2 separate regions of the Mus musculus genome follow, and region 2 is linked to region 1. Evidence: chromatin loops called from intact Hi-C (ENCODE). Cell type or tissue: left cerebral cortex. All regions are shown on one strand. Links, peaks and the distances in the headings refer to the core of each region. The heading gives the core; the rest is flanking DNA.

Region 1 (5,846 bases), core at 581-5,580:
CCTCGGCCAGCTTAGGCTCCATAGCAAATTCAAAGCCACATAGGGTCTACATAGGGAGACTGCTTCCAAAAAAGAGGAGGAGTAGGAGGAAGAGGAAGAACAAGAAAAAAAAAAAGGACTACCTACAAATATGTTTGAGGACCTGGGTTCCACTCCCAGCATTACCCACTGAAGGCTGATATACCTCTGTGTTAGAACACTTACCTAGAATGTTTACAGCCCTGTTCAATCCTGGCACTTGCACCAAAAAAAGTGAGAGAAAAAAGAGGGAGAGGAAACATTTATTCAAACTCCCCCCCTTAAGAAGTTAGCTGTGGGTGCTGGCGAGGTGGCTCAGCGGGTAAGAGTACTGACTGATCTTCCGAAGGTCCTGAGTTCAAATCCCAGCAATCACATGTTGGCTCACAACCACCCATAATGAGATCTGACGCCCTCTTCTGGTGTGTCTGAAGTCAGCTACAGTGTACTTATGTATAATAATAAATAAATTTTTGGGCCGGAGCAAGCGAGGCCGAGTAGGGGCTGACCAGAGCAAGGGGGATTGACAGGAGGAAGTAGAGGTCCTAAAATTCAATTCCCAACAACCACATGAAGACTCACAACCATCTGTACAGCTACAGTGTACTCATATATAAAATAAATAAATAAATCTTTAAAAAAAAAAAAGTCAGCTGTGCCCACTGAGTCCTTCCAAAGATCTCCCTCCCTCATCTCCTATAATGGACTCACTGTGGCTAGCAAGTGGCTCAAGAGACTCAAGCCAATCAGTCGCCTCACCTGTTCTGTCTCTTTCCACAGTTTTTTCTTAGCACTCATGAAAACCAGGAGAAAGTAGGACACAGAACAGCTGGTTTACTTAAGCTCTACATATGTAGCAAATAGGAAGTACAGGTTACAAACGCCACTCATGGCCCCGAAACTAAAGTCAGAGAAACAGGACAACAAAGTTCATCCCAAAGCTTATAAAGGCTTTTTTTTTACTCCCACCCCACTGGTGTTAAAAATCATGGGGGGGGGGGTTAAGGTTATGGAGAAACTTCTCAATATACATTTACAACACAGGCAGAATCCCCACCCCCAAGACCTCGGCCAGGTCTTTGTTATTTAACTTGAAAACTGAAGGCCTAAGGGGAGCAAGTGCTTTAACTAAAGGAAAAGCCTTTTAGCTCCCTTAATTAGTTCCCACCCATTTGCTATTCACCTTTGAAATCTACTTCCAGTCCCTATATTCACTCTTCAAAGATGTTTCTGGTAGAAGACTAAATAAAAATACAAAGTAATTGTTAATGTTCTTCTTAGTGACACATACATCTAAGTGTTTTTACACCTAGCAGGCCTCAGGTTTACTAAGAAAGCAAATGTTCCTGTATCTTTTACTTCTGAAAAATCACAGAGGGGCTGGCGAGATGGCTCACTGAGGGAAGGTGCTTGCAAACAAGTGTGGCGACTGGGGTTTGATCCCCAGGATCCACATAGGGACGTTAAGAACCGACTCCACAATGTCCTCCGACTTCAACACACTGCCTGGTGTCTCATCATACATTTTTGCAATTCTGCAGGCTGTCACCCCTCCACCGACGGACCAGAAAATGATGACCAGCATACTTGCCACAGAAGGGTAGATCTAGGTTCTTTTATATCCACTCAACTCTGAGCTAGAGAAAGAAATGCCTGACGGGAAACAAATTCAACCCATGGGACTCGTGGTTGTTTCCCAGAGCCTGTGTTTCTTGGTACCCCATGCCTCTGAGAATTAAGAGGAAGGTGATAGGGCGGCCTGATGAGGAAGGGGTAAGTATTTCCTGACGCGTTTTTTTCTCAAGACTTCCCCATACTATTCACCCTGACGCTAAAGAATGTAAGAGGGAAAACCCGAGCAAAGGGAACAAAAGAAGAAATGGCTTGGCTTGGCTCCTCCCGGTTCAGAGATCTGAGCACGTGGGTCGCCAGCCTGCAGTGTCCCAGCGCCGGAGATCGGGGAACCTGCGCAGCTCCTACCTTCAGGGCTGGACCATGGCCGCCCTCCGCCGGTCGCACCTTCCGCTGGCTCGCCGCCTCCCGCGGCCTTTCCGCTCGCCCGCGCCGCTGCAAGGCCCCGCCGCCCTCTGTGGCACAAAGCAGAGCGGCAGTGAGCCTTCCTCCGGGCGGGGCTTCCGGGACGCCACGCGCCCTGGGTCACTCTCGCCAGTGGACTCCGACCCTTAAGCAGCCGGGCCAGCAAGACTCCAGGACCCCCAGAACTCAGAAAAGCTCTGCATGGCGGCTAAAAACACCAGCCTCGTAGCCACCTAACATTAACACTGCGTGGTCTGGTTTTTGATCGCTGCGCCGGGTGAATGCAACACCCAGGGCTTCCTGGAATCTGAAACCGCGGGCAAAACGAAGGTCCACAAAGACGCTATCCATCCGCTCTGGATGACATCAGAGGAGGATGGTCCTATTTCACAAAGTAATGAACTCGGAAAAGTCTGGAACTATTGAAAATGTAGCCCACAGCTAAATGAATGAATATGTGTGTGTGTGTGTGTGTGTGTGTGTGTGTGTGTGTGTGTGTAGTGTCAGTATGTCATATATACTGACACCAGCACTTAAAAGCATAGTTATTCAGTACTAGTACCAACAGTGAGATATATTTACAAAGTGCTATAGCATTATATATATATAAACATTTAGTCTTCACAATGTACTTTTAGATGTATTACCAAATTACCATGTCCATTTCATAGGTAAAGGAAACCGAGCTACATATTGTCAACCAACTTGGGCAAGTTCGAGCTGCCGGTCAACATTGGAGGCGAGACTCAATCCAGGCAGGATTGTCTCTGCTCTGTACTAGTCTGCACCGCCTCCTTCAGTTAGGGAAAGGCTGTGCTGTAGTCCCAGCTGCCCTGTTTAACTGCCTGGGTCAAGAAGGGCAAGCCACTAGGAAACATGCGATTGCCAATTCCAAGGAATTTCATGGGGCTTAGGAAGTGGAAACATTTGTAAAGGCATGAAACTCCTTAATGTTATCACGGATTTATATACTTACTCGTCACAGTGTTATATATACCTCAAGATCACTGCTCTACAAAGAATACCCACTTTCTCTGGTTGCCAGGCATCAGCAGACAAGGGCCAGACCCAAGTCCTCATATCCTGAAGCTTGTGACCCGGGCTGTCTTCTGCTTACCCTAGCTTGTTCCCAGCCTGCTCAGTCGCACATTAAACGATCCCCTCCCGGACATTTCCAAAGCACCACCCCGGAGCGATGCTCCCAGGCCCGCCAGCGACCGTCCCGGGCATCCCAGGTCCCCAGCGGTCAGCTCCACGCTGACACAGAGCTTACATGAACAAGGAAGGTGAAACCACCAGCTCTTCTCGCCCCGCGGTGTCGGCGTCCCGCACCTCCCGCGTGGACGCGAGGCCTGACGGAAGCAAACTGAGGATAAAGAGCTGCGGGTTCCTAGTGGCTCCGGGAAGCCACGCCCTGCTCTTAGTAGGCGGGCGAACTGCCCGTGTCAGAATGACAAAGCAAAAATCCAGTCCCCGCGCAGCCCCGGCAACCTGTCCCGGTTGTCCCCGCAAAGTGAGAGCTCCTAATTGGACCGTACAACATCCTCGCTGCTCGGAACCGCCCCCCGACCCAAAGGCCGCGGCTGCTATTCAAAGAATGTTGGGAACCAGAATCGAGTAAGAGTGTGGAGTGAGTAACCCGGGCTCAGCCCTAAGGCGCTGCTATCTACACAAGCTTGCGTTAGTCACATGAGGAATTTTAAAAATATTGACGCCCGGCACCCATACAGACGATCTGATGCCCCTGGCACTGGCTGTGACCCTGCCAAATAGTTGTTTTCTTAAAAAAAAAAAAAAAAAAAATCCAAAAGTTAATCTAATTGACTGCAAAGGCGGCAGTGACCTAAGGTAATGGATTAGTCAAGTCTGGTGATTCTCTTAAGGAAGTTCCCTGGTTTTTTAAAGCTATGCCTACTTCATCCTGAGTTACCCTGAGAAGAAATGACTAGTTCCCCTTACAATACTTCCTCCTCGTCCCAATCGGGCTTGGGGGTTCACCTTAAGGAAAACACTTGGCACACCACCACCAGCATCGACCAAAGAAGGCCTTGTCCTTTCATGCCTCCTGCCTCTAGGCTACTAAGAATGCTTGGTGAATGAATGAATGAATTGTCTGACCCACTATGGAAAAAAAAAAAAAAAAAAAACTAGGTGAGAAGGTTGCCAGCCTGAAGCCACGCCTTCTGAGAACTGGCCTCCCCACTTTCCTTCTAGGCTCTTCCAAGGTGACAGTAAGAAACTTGCATAAACGGACACACAGGCTGCCAGGCTGACCAGATACTTAGCCCACACTGCCCGCTGCTCATTTCTTGTGTGTGTACAAGCAGTGCTTGAACCGGAGCAGCCCCTGATACGCAAGTGTCAGGACTGGCTACAAAGTGTCTAGCTCCAAAGTGTTCAGGGCAAACGTAGTTAAGGACCAAGGGATGGCAAATCTGATTACCCCTGGCTCCCCAGCCAAGCTCTGTTTGCCGTATTTCAGGCACTGCACATTGGGACAGTCTGTAAAGGAAGGTCATGAACACCCCCTTCTTAAAAATACAGACAGTGCAACTTGTTTCAAGAGTACGACAGGGTAGAGAGAGGCTCTTCTATCACTAAGTTACAATAATGTACTAATGCTGTGATTATAGGATTCTAATAGCTTGACCCTGAAAGTGTCTTACATGGACTGGTCAGAGAGGGATCACAGTTGAGATGTTACTTTTTCTTTTTTTAAAGATTTATTTATTTTATGTATTTGAGTACACTGTCACTGTCTTCAGACATTACAGATGGTTGTGAGCCAACATGTGGTTACTGGGAATTGAACTCAGGACCTCTGGGAGAGCAGTCAGTGCTCTTAACCACTGAGCCACCTCTCCAGCCCCAGTTGAGATTTTTTTTTCTAACAGCTTATTAGAAAAGACTACATATGCCACTGCAACTCCCCACTGCTCTTAAGATAAGCAGACTATAGCACAAGTGGCTAAAACAGCTTCCCTGTTGTGAGGAGATGCAGAGAGCTCTACCCTGGTCCAGTTTAAAAGCAGTTCCTCCTTACCTTTCCCCATAGCTCAAGGACTGCTCATTGTCTACTCAAACACCTTAAACGGCTTTGACTGTGCACGTTCTTATCTTTCTTCCTTGAAAACCAATGTCTAGTCTGTCAATATTCATTTGAAAAGTCACCTCCTCTGGGTGGGGTTCCCACGGAGGATTAACTGTCCCTTGCTCTCTGTGGTCCCCAAGTACCTACTAATAAATAACTGCACATCTTCTAAATCTATCCAAACGTTTGTAAAGCAACCCCGTGTTTGATTTCTTGTCTCTCCAGAATGCGGTATCATAGCCCAGAAAACAATGCGAAATCCTTCTGTTTCTGAACTGTCATCTCAGCTGAGATAGATGATCGGGGGCCCTACTGCATCAACAGCAGTATAAAACACCCCACCTAGAGAGAGCGCACTCAGGTACAATAATCACTGCTCACACCTTCATCTCTCTAGGGCCCCTTGAGATCAAGGCTACGTTTCTCAATGGTCCAGACAAGGTAAGACCCACCCTTGTTTGGAGAGGTTTGTTTGTTTTGTTTTGTCAAAACAGGGTTTCTCGGGCTGGTGAGATGGCTCAGTGGGTAAGAGCACCCGACTGCTCTTCCGAAGGTCTGGAGTTCAAATCCCAGCAACCACATGGTGGCTCACAACCATCCGTAACGAGATCTGACGCCCAAATAAATAAATAAATAAATAAATAAATCAAACAAACAAAAAAAAAAAAAAAAAAAAACAGGGTTTCTCTGTGTAGCCCTG
Region 2 (5,846 bases), core at 215-5,214, 220 kb after region 1:
ATACATGCTGAGCATCCTCAGAGTCGGCTCTGATACCCAGCTCCACAACCTCCAGGAAGTACTCTTCCATGCTTACTCCGCTATTACCAACGCTAATACCAACTCGCAGTGATAGACCCTTCATGTCCACACTCAGAGAAACATGCAACACGTGTAGCTTATTCATAATTCTTGTCAATGTAAAGTCAGCCCATTAATCCTACTAATAAAACTACCTCACTCAAAGTGACTTTGAAAAAGTTGACACTTACAGAAGTGATTTCCAGGCCCAGGGTAGTGATGTCCTTTGTAAGCAGCCATTAATCCCGGGTTAATGCCAATCTAGAAAACAAAGTAATTGAACACTTTTGTTTTTAAAAACTCAGACAAACATTCCATTATTCCATATGCAACATTCATATAAATGGCAGGCTGTTCTGTTACTACCCCACCACCCCTATTATGTATTATACTAAATTATTTTGTGTTTTTCCTTAAAAAAAAAAAAAAAGTTCTCTACCAAAAAGGGAAAGGAAACTCAAGAAAAGAAAACAGCCAGGCAGTGGTAGTGCAGCCTTTAATCCCAGTACTCGGGAGGCAGAGGCAGTCGGATCGCTAAGTTTGAGGCCAGCCTGGTCTACAGAGCGAGTTTTAGGACAGCCATGGCTACAGAGAAACCCTGTCTCGAAAAACCCTAAAACAAACCAAACCCCTCTTTTCAGAAGAGTGCCATTTGTAAGAACCCCTGCCAAGTAAGGCTAATCCTCTGGGCTATCTGTCGTCAAACAAGGAGGAAAAGCCTTACGATCACAATATCCAGATTGAAGGTCAAAATGTCAGGAAGAGTCTTGGTCAGAAGCTCAGCTTCAGAGACGCCGTTGAAGCGGTCCACTTTCCTTTTCACTTTAAACGCGTCTGTGATTTTCTCCTGCTTTTCCTTTGATTTTGTAGACTTGCCGGATTTCTTCGACGTAGCAGGTTTTTTGGGCTCCACTGGTTCCTGGGGCTCTGCTGCTCTGGGTTTCCTTTTCCTTCTCTTTGGAGCTTCTGAAACAGCGATTCCCAGAATGTGGTGGCAGAAAACATAGAAACCGCAGGCGACTCCACAGCAGTCATGATCCCACCCACGTATGTCCTTAAATTTCTGTCTCCTCTGCAGCTTCCCCTCCTATCCCTCTCCCCACCTAGGCACATTTGATGGTCACAGACTGATCTTCTATACAGCATCACTTGGGTTCTTGGTTCCCCAGGGATCTATATACTACTTTATAGGTATTCTAAGTACATAAATCGTTAAGTAAACACATTTTTGAACAAGGCCAGACAAGGTGGTCCACATCTTTAATACAAGCATTCAGGAGGCAGGTAAAGGTCACCCTGAACTATTATACTCGGATTCTGTCCTCAAAGGGGAAGGTTTCTAACTCACTTCCTACTGGTAGACACACAGGTGGCTTATGGCTTGTTTTAGAAGTCATGAGGCACAGACTGCTCCACATTTTCAGAGTGACTGGAAAGTGCTGAAGACAAGCTCTCTTGGGGCTGGCAGCATTGCTCAAAGGTAACTGTGTTCTCAGGACCTTCACACGACTGACATAAAGGCTGAACTATGTGTGTTGATACCCACTCTGCACATTACAGAGTGTGTGTTCCACCACCCACCATTTCTAGCCAACCAATGTCAGTCCTGACAGTCCAAAGTGTCTCTTGACAATGGTAATGTGTCTCCTGAGGCACAAAGCACTCTTGGCTGAGAAACAAAGTTATTCAATGGGAAGCCTGTGTTCCCTCATCTTTGACTCTCTGGATGCCTTCCTGTTTGCTCTGGCCCTATTATGGCTCTATTATGTATTTTCTCGGGCAAGCCTGGAAGGCTGCTTCAGTCGCTCCTTTCCAGGGTTCTACCACCACAGACTAGCAGCTGGAGATCCCTAGTTCTCATTGTCTGCAAACACAGGAGAAGAGAGGCGGAGACAACCCCAGTTAGGGGTGACCCTGGAATTATAAGGCAACTATGAGCACATTCCTCATAAAAATGCTGTTGCTGCTATCCACACACTTCAATCTATGTGACTTCCCTTCCAACTCCTCATCTGTGAGGCACTTCGTGAAACCAACTGCATGTCAGAAGTCTATGAGTGCTTTGGATAATGTTTGAGTCTGCCCACCAAAGGTTCCTATGTTTGATGCTTAGTCCCACAGTAGCTTTGTTGGGAGATGTGGAACTGTTAAGAGGTGAAGCCAAGTATGGGGTCCTTAGGTTAACCGGGGAAATGCCCTTAGAAGGGAATATCAGCTCCCGGTCTCTGTGACTTCCTGTCTGGTGATGTGATTCTCTCACATGAACCTCTGCCACTGTGGTACCATCCACCATGAGACCTTTCTTAGGGCGGAGCAAATAGTGAGGCCATGCCCCTAAACCTTCAGAACTGTGAACAAAACCCCTTCTCGGGGCTAGAGACATGGCACTGGCTGCTCTCACAGAGGACCTGTTTTGATTCCTGGCATCACTTGGCAGCTCACAACTTTCTGCGACTCCAGTTCCAAGGGGTCCCACACTGTCTTCTGGTCTCAGAAGGTACCAGACATGGAAGTGGTTCACAGACTTGCAAATAAAACACCCACACACATAAAAATTAACAGAATAAACAAACACACATACACCTTTTTTAAAAAAAATCTTACTCCAAAAGAAAAATGTTACTCAGCATCAAGTCCGTCATTATAATAATGGAAGGGACTACAACTGGTACTTTTCGCTTTCTCTTTCTCTCTCAGCATCTACGTGAAATACATCGAGCTGGAGAGATGGCTTAGCAGTTAAGAACACTGGCTTGTTCTTCCCAGCAACCACATGGTGGCTCACAACCACCAATAACGGGATCTGATGCCCTCTTCTGGTGTGTCTGAAGACAGCTGCAATATACTCATATAAATAAAATAAATAAATAAATCTTAAAAAAGAAAAGAAATCCATGTACTGTAGGCAAGGAAGTGCACCTTTAGAGTACTTCCCAACTCTTTCTCCACACCCTCTAGCCTTCCTCATATCTTCCCACTTAGACCCTCCAGACCTACTTTTAAACGCCCATCCATGTGAGTCACTCCTTGGCTCCCACTCTCTCAACAGCTCCCTACTGCTCTGGGAATAGCAGTGTGCACTCCTCAGGGTCCACATAAGCCTCACTGCCTCATCTGCTCCCATCTCACCGTCTCCTCTGCTCCATGATACTCAGGGGTTTGGGGCCTCAACTCCTACTCAGCTGGCACTGCCCCCACCCCCTGTTGTTCACAGGGTGACGTTTGGAGCTCCTATGTTACTGCTCTGCTGCCTCAGCACCTGGACCAAGTTAATGCCAATGCTGTGAGGTCTCTGGTCACTCATCCTGTGCCTGCTGCAGCGCCCAGTGTGCAGGAGCGCAGCATGTGTTCACTGATTGCTCTGCTGGAGGCGGAGACATTCAAGGGAGACCATGTAAGAACTACCTGGTGCAGGTTCCTGGACAGGAGCGTCTTCGGGCACCTGCTGTTCTGTCACGGTTGCCATGTTAGGAGCTACTGCTGGCACCTGCTGTCCAGTCGTGACTGCCATGTTAGGAACTTCTGCCATCATTTGTTGAAATGGAAATGAATACAAAGCTTGAACTTGCTCCAGAGAATAGCTGAAAGAACAATTAGGTACAATTTATGTTACCACAATAAAAGATACCCAAGGGTGAGTTAAATGACAAAGACTCTTCAGAATCTAAATTGTTTATAGCCAGATCATAGTCATTACTCAGGTAACAGGAGATTAGGGAGGTCTAGTCTCCTCTGCGAATAGAATACTTTCCTGACTTTACCAAGTGTACACACACACACACACACACACACACACACACACACACACACTTTAACTCTTAACATGCCACCACCACAACTTGCCTGTACTTTCTCTGAGATGAGATCACAGGAACTTTCAAGTTGATAGTCTTGGAGGACTATCAATCCATATGAATTTAAAAAATCATGGATTGGAGAGATGGCTCAGTGGTTAAGAGCACTGACTGCTCTTCCAGAGGTCCTGAGTTCAATTCCCAGCAACCACACGGTGGCTCACAACCATCAGTAATGGGATCTGATGCCCTCTTCTGGTGTGTCTGAAGACAGCTACAGTGGACTCACATATGTGAAATAAATAAGTAAATAAATAAATCCCCACATGCACTAATCCCATCTTGGCACAAGAATTTCCCCATCCGAATAGTGTAACTTAGGTTTTCTTTGGTTTCTTTGTGTGATTCTTTAAAAAATATATTCATTAAATTTGGCTTTTTTGTTATTGTTAGCCCTTTGTCTTAGTTGTTTTGTTGCTTACTACTTTATAGACAGAAGAACTGGATTATTTTGTAAATATCTGTTCAACCTACAAAACAAACAAAATTCTCTTCTGAGCATGACTCCATTAAAAGCAAAGCATGCAGGTCTTGCTGGCATGGTGAGGCACACCTATAATTCCAGCCCAGCTACAGAGAGACCCTGACTCAAAACACAGAAAGCAATCAATCAACGTAAATCCACTCTAAACCCTAAGCCTTCAAAGGAAGCAATTTCCAAAAGCCTTTCTAAAGTGGCCTAAAAGCAATGTTTCAAGCTGCTTCTCTCAGCACAAAAGCAAGGAACACAGACATAGGACACTACAGTAGTGTCTACTATAGCAGGATACATTACAGCAGTGTTTACTACAGCAGTACACTACAGCAGGATACTCTACAGCAGTGTCTACTACAGCAGGATACTCTACAGGGGGATACACTACAGCAGGATACTCTACAGCAGTGTCTACTACAGCAGGATACTCTACAACAGGATACACTACAGCAGTGTCTACTACAGCAGTGTCTACTACAGCTGGATACACTACAGCAGAATATACTACAGCAGGATACTCTACAACAGGATACACTACAGCAGTGTCTACTACAGCAGGATACACTACAGCAGTGTCTACTACAGCTGGATACACTACAGCAGAATATACTACAGCAGGATACACTACAGCATCAAATGACATGACAATACATGTAGAATGTATTCAGAAGTAAAGTGAGAAGGAATTTACTTCTTGGAGAGAGAAGTCATGCTTCCCATGGCAAGTTACTCTACTTAGCAGCGCTCTCTCTCTCTCTCTCTCTCTCTCTTTCTCTCTCTCTCTGTGTGTGTGTGTGTGTTTTGTAGGTCAGACCTGGAGAGATGGCACAGTGGCTCAGAGAACTCACTGCTTGGAGAGGATCCAGGTTCAGTTTCCAGCACCCACACCAGGCAGCTCTTAATCTCCTGTGACTCCTGCTCCCAGGGACTGGACACCCTCTTCTGGACTCTGTGCACTTTGATAGAGATGATGAACCCACTCCCCTATACACTCAAACACACATAAATAGAAAAGCAAAGATCAAACAAGCCACTTCTGTAATAAGAGTTATCTCAGTAAAATGGCCAAGTCAAAAGGTAACAACTGCTGGCCAGCAGTGGCACACCCAGCACCTAGGCAGGTGAAATCTCTGAGTTCAGGCCAGCCTGGTCTACAGAGTGAGTTCCAGGACAGTCAGAGCTACACAGAAACCCTGTCTTGAGAAAACAAAACAAAACAAACAAACAAACAAACACAAAATTTACATAAACTAAAGAACACCCTAGATAACCTTAAGTGGCACACAATAGATTTTCCCACACTGCCTTATTGTGTGAACTCTGCTTCCTTAGACTGTTCACTCCCAGGGGAGGAAAGCCTTTTCCTAGCTTAGCCCATTCAAGAACATGATACTAACAGCCACATGCGCCTTGAGACTTTCTGCCCATGAGCATGTATGATGTAATGAACAAAAAAT

The links. A loop is a pair of places that touch in the nucleus more often than their neighbours do. Peaks named below come from ENCODE experiments on the same cell type or tissue, not always from the same donor. Only the 100,000 strongest peaks of a DNase experiment are listed, where the experiment ranks them.
Region 2: a loop joins it to region 1, with 2.0 times the contacts of the local background. A loop is called at or near these places in 2 of 42 quality-filtered maps.

The regions. Positions count from the first base shown.
Region 1 is chr10:82,856,783-82,862,628 of GRCm38, reverse strand. It overlaps Txnrd1 (thioredoxin reductase 1), which reads right to left and starts at 3,423. Exons shown (of 15, transcript NM_001042513.1): 1 at 3,329-3,423; 2 at 1,999-2,105. It overlaps Gm38560 (predicted gene, 38560), which reads left to right and starts at 3,621. Exons shown (of 4, transcript NR_156010.1): 1 at 3,621-3,672; 2 at 5,372-5,507. In left cerebral cortex, for the core only: CTCF peaks have their summits at 2,096 and 2,864; DNase peaks (open chromatin) are centred at 2,121, 2,866, 3,507 and 4,019; H3K4me3 peaks cover 2,745 bases; H3K27ac peaks cover 1,971 bases.
Region 2 is chr10:82,636,496-82,642,341 of GRCm38, reverse strand. It overlaps Tdg (thymine DNA glycosylase), which reads right to left. Exons shown (of 10, transcript NM_172552.4): 2 at 3,466-3,641; 3 at 785-1,026; 4 at 252-321. Among named protein-coding and RNA genes, the nearest start is that of Tdg, 9.6 kb to the right of the region's middle. In left cerebral cortex, for the core only: a CTCF peak has its summit at 2,850 (motif pointing left); DNase peaks (open chromatin) are centred at 1,115, 1,507 and 3,070; H3K27ac peaks cover 1,528 bases.